Regions from separate parts of the Homo sapiens genome. Here region 2 is linked to region 1. Evidence: chromatin loops called from intact Hi-C (ENCODE). Cell type or tissue: B cell. All regions are shown on one strand.

Evidence for each region. Peaks named below come from ENCODE experiments on the same cell type or tissue, not always from the same donor. Only the 100,000 strongest peaks of a DNase experiment are listed, where the experiment ranks them.
Region 2: a loop joins it to region 1, with 5 times the contacts of the local background. A loop is called at or near these places in 6 of 110 quality-filtered maps.

What each region holds. Positions count from the first base shown.
Region 1 is chr14:31,354,121-31,359,120 of GRCh38, forward strand. HEATR5A (HEAT repeat containing 5A) reads right to left here. Exons shown (of 36, transcript NM_015473.4): 15 at 4,774-4,937; 16 at 4,517-4,692. Among named protein-coding and RNA genes, the nearest start is that of HEATR5A, 64 kb to the right of the region's middle. In B cell, CTCF peaks have their summits at 2,042 (motif pointing left) and 2,242; a DNase peak (open chromatin) is centred at 2,041; H3K4me3 peaks cover 516 bases; H3K27ac peaks cover 727 bases.
Region 2 is chr14:31,179,847-31,184,846 of GRCh38, forward strand. The region is part of intron 2 of HECTD1 (HECT domain E3 ubiquitin protein ligase 1); the gene reads right to left. Among named protein-coding and RNA genes, the nearest start is that of HECTD1, 25 kb to the right of the region's middle. In B cell, no CTCF peak of the experiment used is centred here; no DNase peak of the experiment used is centred here; H3K27ac peaks cover 730 bases.

The DNA.
Region 1 (5,000 bases):
CATATTTATGTCCAAAGCAACCTACAGGAAGATTACGGAGGGTAAATGTGACAACAATGGGGAATTAAGAATAACTGTATGATCAAGCTCCCAAGTTTAAAAACCTATAACGTCATTATTAGATCATATCCTACATCTGTTATCATGAAATTGTATCGCACTGGAAGTTATAAAAATACGTAAGGTTAGAGATTAAGAATTTGTTGCACTGTACTATAAGTTGACCTATACAATTATTTCTTGACCACATTCATGGACCAAAGACTACAAAACAGGATTGTCAGAGCTCAAAATCTTTTTCTTCATCTTCTGCCCCCCAATCCTGAAAGAGATTGAATACACTATTAACTAATCAAGGATTCAAGATATATGACACCAATTCCTATAGAGATCTCAACAAAAGATTCTGATCTTCAGGAAGATGGAGATGAGTTATTTTTAGTAATACTGAATTAGTACTCATAAGTAGTATCAATTATAACATATAATTATCAGTTTGGAATGAAATGATAGGTACTAAAAGTTTTGAGTCTAGATGGAATAAAAGTGCAGTTAACTGAATAAAGGGTGAAGATGTAACATTTGAAAATGTTGATTTATTTTACATTATACATTTTACATTATAAACCCTTTAGACAGGGGGTACACACAGTATACACAAAACAGTAACCACAAACAAAAACAAAATAATACTTTTTAGAGGGTATATAATGGCAAAATTTTTTACTACTGAGAATTATAACTGTTTAAGCTTTTCCTCTCTGTCCATCCATTCCCAAGTGACATCATTTGTTGAAGCAGTCCATTTATCACAATCACCTAAGGAGTTTAAAAACTTTCAGTGCCCACCACCATAGTATGCATACCATACTAATCAGGATCTTCAGTATCTTAAAAATTTGCCTGGATAATTCCAATGTGCAAGTCAGGGGTGGAACAATCCTCAGGTGAATTAATCAACTCATTCTTTGCAATTAGATGAAAATCTATTTAAAAGCAACCACAAACGCAGGCCAGGAGCAGTAGCTTACACCTGTAATCCCAGGACTTTGGGAGGCTGACGGGGGCAGATCACCTGAGGTCAGGAGTTCAAGAACAGCCTGGCCAACATGGCGAAAGCCCATCTCTACTAAAAATATAAAAATTAGCCAGGCATGGTGGCGTGTGCTGTAGTCCCAGCTACTCGGGAGGCCGAGGCAGGAGAATCACTTGAACCTGGGAGGCGGAGGTTGCAGTGAGCCGAGATGGTGCCACTGCACTCCAGCCTGGTTGACAGAGCAAAACTCTGTCTCAAAACAAAACAAAACAAAAAATAAAGTAACCACACACAGGCTGGGCATAGTGGCTCATGCCTATAATCTCAGCACTTTGGGAGGCCGAGGAGGGCGGATCACCTGAGGTCAGGAGATTGAGACCAGCTTGGCCAACATTATGAAACCCCATCTCCACTAAAAGATGCAAAAATTAGCCAGGCATGGGGGTGCATGCCTGTAATCCCAGCTACTTGGGAGGCTGAGGCAGGAGAATCACTTGAAACCCAGGAGGCGGATGTTGCAGTGAGCCACCGCACTCCAGCCTGGGCTGTCTCAAAGAAAAAAAAAGTAACCACAAACAATACATGATTGAGATCAATATTATTTCTTTTCTGTATAAAATATCTTGACTTTCCAACCGGTAAACATTTTTACGTTAGAACCCTACAGTCAGAATAGAGAGAATCAACTAATTTAAAAGACAATTACATATGCATTAATAAATTGTGCATTAATTTATATTACGTAAGTATTATTTCCAACCTTAGGACAACCACATGTTACACAACTGTTTAAACATAAGGCTAACCACAATAACAACAAAATGGCTTGAAATATTCGGTTGCTGTTTAAATTTAGATACTTTAATTAAGACCTTTCTTCTCTAGAACTCAAATGTAAGGCCAAAAAGCAAACAGCCTGATATTTTACATAAATATCATATCTGGCATAACAGGAAATTAGAAACTTAACTTCCCTATTCATGTAGTTTCTATCTTCTGGTTCTGTAACGACACCTACTGGAGACTGTGGATAACTGCTTATAACCCACTTTCTGTATCTGGGATCTTGCCAGGCCACTTCTTTATAAATATATTTTTGAGACAGTGTCTTGCTCTGTTGCTAAGGCTGGAGTGCAGTGGCGAGATCTTGGCTCACTGCAACCTCTAACTCCCAGTATCAAGCGAACCTCCCACCTCAGCCTCCTCAGTAGCTGGGACTACAGTTGCACACCACCATGCACAGCTAATTTTTTTATTTTTGTAGAGAAGGAGTTTTGCATGTTGCCTAGGCTGCTCTTGAACTGTTGGGCTCAAGCAATTTGCCTGCCTTGGCCTCCCAAAGTGCTTGGTTACAGGTGTAAACTACTGTGCCTGGTCACCTACTATTTTTTTTCCAAAATAGTTAGAATCCTGTTTGTTCCAAATTTGTTAGAATCCAAACAGAATGATAGGGTTTGCTTTTATCTGTTCTCAATGTTTTTATCAAAACAAACAAAATCTCCCCTTCCTTGAATATTCATTATTATTATTATAACTTAGGTGGGGATACAAAAACTATGAGCACATTAAAAAATTCATTAAACTTAGTAAGAAAGGATCTTCCTGAAACTGCAATTGGGCAATAAATCCGAAAAGAAAACTTCTCTAGAATAGTAAAATCACTTTTTTAAGAGGAAAGGCTGTAAAAAGTATATTTTCTTTTTTGCTTTTCCACCTTAGACCCATCAAAGATAGTGGAACCATTTAAGAACAGGCTTAATTTAAATCCTTTGCTTAAAAGGCCAGCCCTGTTTCATCCACAGTAGTTATTGGTATATTAATCCAAATTAATTATTCTAAAGTAATTATATGCTCTATAAAAAGGCAGTTACAGACTAGTTCAAATTTCATCCTCTCCATGAATCTTTCTTTGAATATTCCAAACCACTGTAATTTTCCTCTTCATTCATTAACAATTCAGTCATATATTCTCTTATCACCATAACCTTATAGTTACAGTATTACAGGAAATGCTACAAATACATTTGGAAAAAACACTATCTTTTGAAACTGAAGCTAGTAAAAATCAATATAAATTTCATTCACTTTTCTATGCAATGAAAGCACATCATCCCAAGACCTGTTTCAGAGAGGTGTTGGTGATGAAATTAAAATATTTTTCTAAGTCTTCACCAAAGAGATAAAGGTAAATTGTCTAACTGGTATCCTCTGGAAGATATAACTGGATAAGAAGATATAATAAAAGCTATGATCTAGTCAAATGCATGGTTGTTGGTCGAGAGAGAGGAAATGAATGAATGAATCAGTGCGGATGACAGTGATTTGTAAACTATTATTAGCCACAATAGCCTATGAGAGAGATTCACTTCCCATTTCGTTTTTCAGATAGTAACAAGAATTTCCTGGATAGTGGATTTTGATGCCTGAGAAATGTATATGTCCAGTTACTAATTAAGAAACTATCATTCTCAATGAGAAATCATTATCACCCTTTGGTTTTTCAAAACCAAAGTCCATTTTTTGGGGAGGACATCTTGTATTTATTAATTTTTCACATACAATAGCATAAGATGGAAATCCCTACATAGTATGAGGTATACAACATGATGTTTTTAACGAGGCTTTGCTCATATATACATTGTGAAATAGATTACCACAATCAAGTTAATTAAATATCTATTATCTTTGTGTGTGTATGTGTGTGTGTTCTAAAGCAGGGGGGCCCCAACCAGTGGGCCACGGACTGGTACTGGTCCACGGCCTGTTAGGAATTGGGCCGCACAGCAGGAGGTGAGTGGCGGGCAAGCGAGCATTATCATCTGAGCCAAACTCTTGTCAGATCAGCAGTGGCATTAGATTCTCACAGGAGTGTGAACCCTATTGTCAACTGTGCATGTGAGGGATCTAGGTTGTGCACCCCTCACAATGCCTGATGATCTGAGGTGGAATAGTTTTATCCCAAAACCTCCTCCTATCCCTACGCCATGGACGAACTGTCTTTCGCCATACTGGTCCCTGGTGCCTAAAAGGTTGGGGACCACTGGTCTAAAGTTCATTTTAAGTGAACTGATAAAAACCATTTAAAATCCCTCCAACTGAAGACAAATCCCTGGACCTTTAATGGTTCCAAAAAATTTCCAAGGTAAGAAAGCCTATGAGACCTAGTCTAAGAAAAAACCTAGTATGTGTCTTTGTAATGACTGCTCATAAATCAGTATCTTATGTCATTATTTTTCATTTGTATTTTCAGCTAGATGATAAGCTGTGAGCAAAGTATTGTATCCACAACAGTTCTAGTGGTTTTAGGCATTTAATCATTTCTTATTAAGTATTAGCCAAGTGAATAATTAAACAAAAACTTATATTTCACCTTCACCTGTTATTTATAAGAAATCATTTACGCTAATGAGATCTCTGGCAACATTCTTCTTACCCACCAGTTCTCTATTATCCATTCACTGAACCATTGAAGATATTTACCTTTGAGTTTCTCCCACATGAGCGCATACAACCCCAAAGAGCTTGGATGCAGAACTAATAACTGATAGTGCTGGAGGTAAGGGCTTAGGCACTGAATCTCCCTCTACATCTTTCTCATAAATCGAATAAGGGTCATATTCAAGACTTCCGCAAGCAACACCATTACCAAGCAGGAGCTAAAAGGGAAAAAAAGTATATAAGGTTTTAAAATCACTGATCACAGATTGAATCTAATCAAGAGTAAAAAATGGCCATACCTGTTCTTCAATAAATCTATGGTCAGTCTCTTGTAGGAAAGGACTTAGTATCAAAAGATCATCCTGATGACAGAGGGGTGGAAGTAAAAATGTAGATGCTGCCACCTGAATATCAGGGGCAGTCAAGTCAGCAGCCAGCTCTCTGAGGATAGCACAGAGGTTTCCTGTTGAGTCACAGAAAAAGAGCAATTAGTACTATTAATTATCTGGTGAGAGTATGGGATTTA
Region 2 (5,000 bases), 170 kb before region 1:
TGAGTACTTCCCATACCTTTAGTAGCCTTTAAGAAATATCTGTATGAGGCCAGGCCCGGTGGCTCACGCCTGTAATCCTTGCACTTTGGGAGGCTGAGGCAGGTGGATCACCTGAGGTCAGGAGTTCAAGACCAGCCTGGCCAACATGATGAAATCCCGTCTCTACTAAAAATACAAAATAATTAGCCGGGTATAGTGGCAAGCACCTGTAATCCCAGCTACTCAGGAGGCTAAGGCAGGAGAATTGCTTGAACCTGGGAGGTGGAGGTTGCAGTGAGCTGAGATCATGCCACTGCCTGGGCAACAAGAGCAAAACTCCGTCTTAAAAAAAAAAAATCTGTATGAATGTTAAAGTATATCTAATTCTATGGTTTAATATCTGCTTAGATGATTCTTAACTTAAAGGGTCCAGAAGAAAGAATACTGTTAAAAAAATTTTAGGGCCCGTATGGCGGCTCACACTTGCAGTCTCAGCACTTTGGGAGGCTGAGGCAGTTCAAGATCAGCTTGGCAACATGGCAAGACTCACTATTAAAAAAATACATAAAAATAAAAAAATTTTAGAAGACATCTTTCATGCAATGACTGAGTAATCATTGATTAAACACAGGTTTTTGTTTGTTTTTTGATAGTCTCGTTCTGTTGACCAGTGCAGTGGCATAATCTTGGCTCACTGCAGCCTCTGTCTCCCATGTTCAAGCAATTCTTGTGCCTCAACCTCCAGGGTAGCTAGGATTACAGGCACACGCCACCACACACAGCTAATTTTTGTATTTTTACTAGAGATGGGGTTTCACCATGTTGGCCAGGCTGGTATTGAACTCCTGGCCTCAAGTGATCTACCCACCTCAACCTCCAAAAGTGCTGGGATTACAGGCATGAGCCACTCCACCCAGCCAGAGGTGTTTTTTACTAGCCAGCAACACTGGCAACCTATGACATATAGTCATTTGTAATATTTCTAAGTCAGGAATTAAATGCCTTGAGGCTAGGTTGTAAGAGCTAGTCCAGCAGTTCTCAGGTAAGGTCACAAAACTGCCTAGCATATCAGAATCTTAAGCCTTGTTAGAGCATACTACATATGCTCTATATATGCATATGTAGTAGATGGAAGAAATGAAAAGAGACTGTTAAAGTGTTAATACTAAAGAAAAAACACAGTCTAAAAGAGTAATGTGTTTTCTTTAGAAAATAGTAGTTTTTTGAATAAAGAATAAAATGAAGTTGATAGTCCAAGTATCAAATGACAAGAATAGATTTACCATATGCTTTATAGTAATACAATTATTCATCCATTTTTCTTACCCAGGGTAAAAACTGTACATCAAAAAAAAAATAAAATTTAAGAGCAATGCTTAGTATAAACTTAATACATTTCATGGGGGAATGTAGTATTTGCTAATTTGGGGAATAATAGTTCCTGCTGTGTTCCCTAAAATGCGATGCATTTCCTGAACAAGTATAGTTAAAGAGCCAGTTTAGGCTGGGTGCAGTGGATCACTCTGTAATCCCATCACTTTGGGAAGCCAAGATGCTCCCATCTTGAGTGCTTGAGTCCAGGACTTCAAGAACAGCCTGGGCATCACAAGGAGACTTCATCTCTACAAAAAAATGAAAAACCAAGCCAGGCTGGTAGTGTGCACCTGTGGTCCCAGCTACTCGGGAGGCTGAGGCAGGAAGCTCATGTGAATCCAGGAAATCAAGGCTACAGTGAGCCATGATCGCACCTGTGCACTCCAGCCTGGGTGACAGAGCAAGACCCTGTCTCAAAAGAAAAAAAAAAAAAAACAACAACAAAAAAACAGAGCCAGTTTCAAAAAGGTCAAAACCCAGAAAGCTCTAACCTCATAGGGTATCAGATTTTAATTGTGATCAACTGTGTTCCTAAGAAATATCTGTTGTGCCTTGGCTATTGGACAGAAAAACCAATTTGTTTTTTTAGCTGTTGAGTTACTTTTTCAACAGTAACAAGGTATCCGGGGCATATTCCTACATACGTAAAATGCACTTTTTTTTATATCAAGGTTTCAAGGAAAATCAAAGAATGTCTTTTTCTTTTTTTTTTTTTTGACAGTCTCGCTCTGTCACCCAGGCTGGAGTGCAGTGACACCATTTCGGCTCACTGCAACCTCCGCTTCCTGGGGTCAAGTAATTCTCCTGCCTCAGCCTCCTGAGTAGTTGGGACTACAGGCACCTAACACATGCCCGGCTAATTTTTGTATTTTTAGTAGAGAATGGGGTTTCACCATGTTGGCCAGGCTGATCTAGAACTTCTGACCTCAAATGATCTACCCATCTAGGCCTCCCAAAGTGCTGGGGTTACAGATGTGAGCCACTGCGCCCAGCCTCTTTTTTTTTTTTCCAGACAGGGTCTTGCTCTGTCGCCCAGGCTGGAGTGCAGTGGTGTAATCATGGCTTACTGCAGCCTCAACCTTCTAGGCTCAACCTTCCTCCCACCTCAGCCTCCCAAGTAGCTGGGACCACAGGTGTATGCCAACACGCCGAGCTAGTTTTTAAAAATTTTTTTGTAGAGATGCAGTTTTGCCATGTTGCCCAGGCTGGTCTCGAACTCCTGAGCTCAAGCAATCTGTCCACCTCAGCCTCCCAAAGTGCTGGGATTACAGGCATGAGCCACTGTGTCCAGCCAATATTCCTATTAAACTAGTTACATGATAATGAGATTTTTCTTTCTGTGAGTTTTGCTAATAAAAACTCACATTACTGGCCAGGCGCAATGGCTCACGCCTGTAATCCCAGCACTTTGGGAGGCCGAGGCGGGCAGATCACTTGAGCTAAGGAGTTCGAGCCCAGCCTGGCCAACATGGTGAAGTCTCATCTCTACTAAGAATATAAAAATTAGCCAGCATGGTGGTGTGCGCCTGTAGTCCCAGCTACTTGAGAGGCTGAGGCAGAAGAATGGCATGAACCCGGGAGGCAGAGCTTGCAGTGAGCCAAGATCAAGACACTGCACTCCAGCCTGGGCAATAGAGTGAGACTCTGTCTCAGAAATTAATAATTAAAAAAAAAAAAACTCACATTACTATAAGCTACTATTATGAATACATTAATTGCCAATGCAAAAGGAAATCAGCTGGATTAGGCAGACTCCTTTCATTTACGTGGTATTTCCTGTAATACAGCCACTGATTTACGGCAAATACAGCCAAATTCTTGAAAATTATCTCTTTAATACGAAAACTTAACTAAAATTTACTTTACACACAAAAAAGGTAAAAAAAAATCCCAGATTCCTAAAAATAAAGCAAGAAATTTGATGTAAAACTCAGTAACCCTCTAGCAATCAGTATGTGAAAACATATACATTAAAAAAAATAAATTATATAGAATTTGTTATATTTTATTTAAAATATACATAAATATAATTATACTGTATTTATGTGAAATGTATTAGCAAAAAGGTTTACATGAGTAACAAATTTTTGAAAGTTAACTCAAAGTTAATATACTTGGATACCTCTCATGCTAACAATACTTACCTAACAGAACAGGTAAATTTGCTCTAAAGTTTATTCTGTTATAAATTCAGTTGCTCATAAGTGAGGTTTTAAAAATAACAGGTTTTTTTCTTAAGGGATTCAAGTGTATATTATTTCCCCTTTATCTGTTAATTTATAATAGACTAGCATAGCAAATAAAATTTGCAACACATGAAATTATAGTGTATGAAACTCAAGATGGGTCAAAATTATCTGAAGTGAACAATGTTAAATTCAGTCTTCAGAGAAGAGAAATTCTGCTGAACTCAGTGGAGGGCCTTTTAAGTCAAAAACTATTCCAATAATTTTGTGTCATCACTACTCAACTTAAAACTTATGAGAATTCTTGAAATAGTAAAATTTTGTCTTTTTTTTTTTTTTTAAGACAGGGTCCCACTCTGTCACCCAAGCTAAAGTGCAGTGGCGCGATCTTGGCTCACTGTATCCTTGACCTCCCAGGCTCAAGCAATCCTCTCAAATCAGCCTCCCAAGTAGCTGGGACCACAGGCATGCACCACCATACCCAGTTAATTTTTTTATTTTTGGTAGAGACAAGTTCTTGCTATGTTGCCCAGGCTAGTCTTGAACTCCTGGGCTCCAGCAATCTTCCCATCTCGGACTCCTAAAGTGCTGGGATTACAGGTGTGAGCCACCACACCTTGCCCAAAATAATAAAATTTTAAGTGGTTATAAAGACATATTATTCAAGTGAAAATAGATGTAATCATTATCTTACACATAATTCTAAAAACTTTTCTTTAAAACAACTTTAAAACACTATTAGAAGATTCCTAACAAAAGTACTCAATTAAAATACAGGTTAAGCCATGCACAGTAGCTCACTGCTGTAATCCTAGCTACTCAGAAGGCTGAGGCAGGATGATCACTTGAGCCCAGGATTTCTAGACCAGCCTAGGCAAGATAGGGAGACCCGTCTCTAAAAAAAAGATTAAAAAATTAGCCAGCTGGGTGCAGTGGCTCACACCTGTAATCCCAGCACTTTGGGAGGCCGAGCCAGGTGGATCTCTTGAGCTCCTAAGAGTTTGAGACCAGGCTGGACAACAAAGTGAGACCCTGTCACTACAAAAAATACAAAAAGCCAGGCATGGAGGCGTGCACCTGTGGTCCCAGCTACTTGGGAGGCTGAGGTGGGAGGATGGCTTGAGTCTGAGAGGCAGAGGTTGCAGTGAGCCAAGATCACGCCACTGCACTCTAGCCTGGGTAAGCCACACCCTGTCTCAAAAAAAAATTAGCTGGCATAGTGGCGCATGCCTGCAGTCGCAGCTATTTGGGAGGCTGAGGCAAGAGGATCACTTGAGCCCAGGAGTTCAAGGCTGCAGTGAGCCATGATCACGCACAATGCACTTTAGCCTGGGCAACAGAGTAAGATTCTCTTAAAAAATATATGTATACACAGACATACACATACACACACATATGCATATAGGTTAATAGTATTTATTCACAACTGAAAAGCCAATTACAAAATCTCAAAAATCTAAC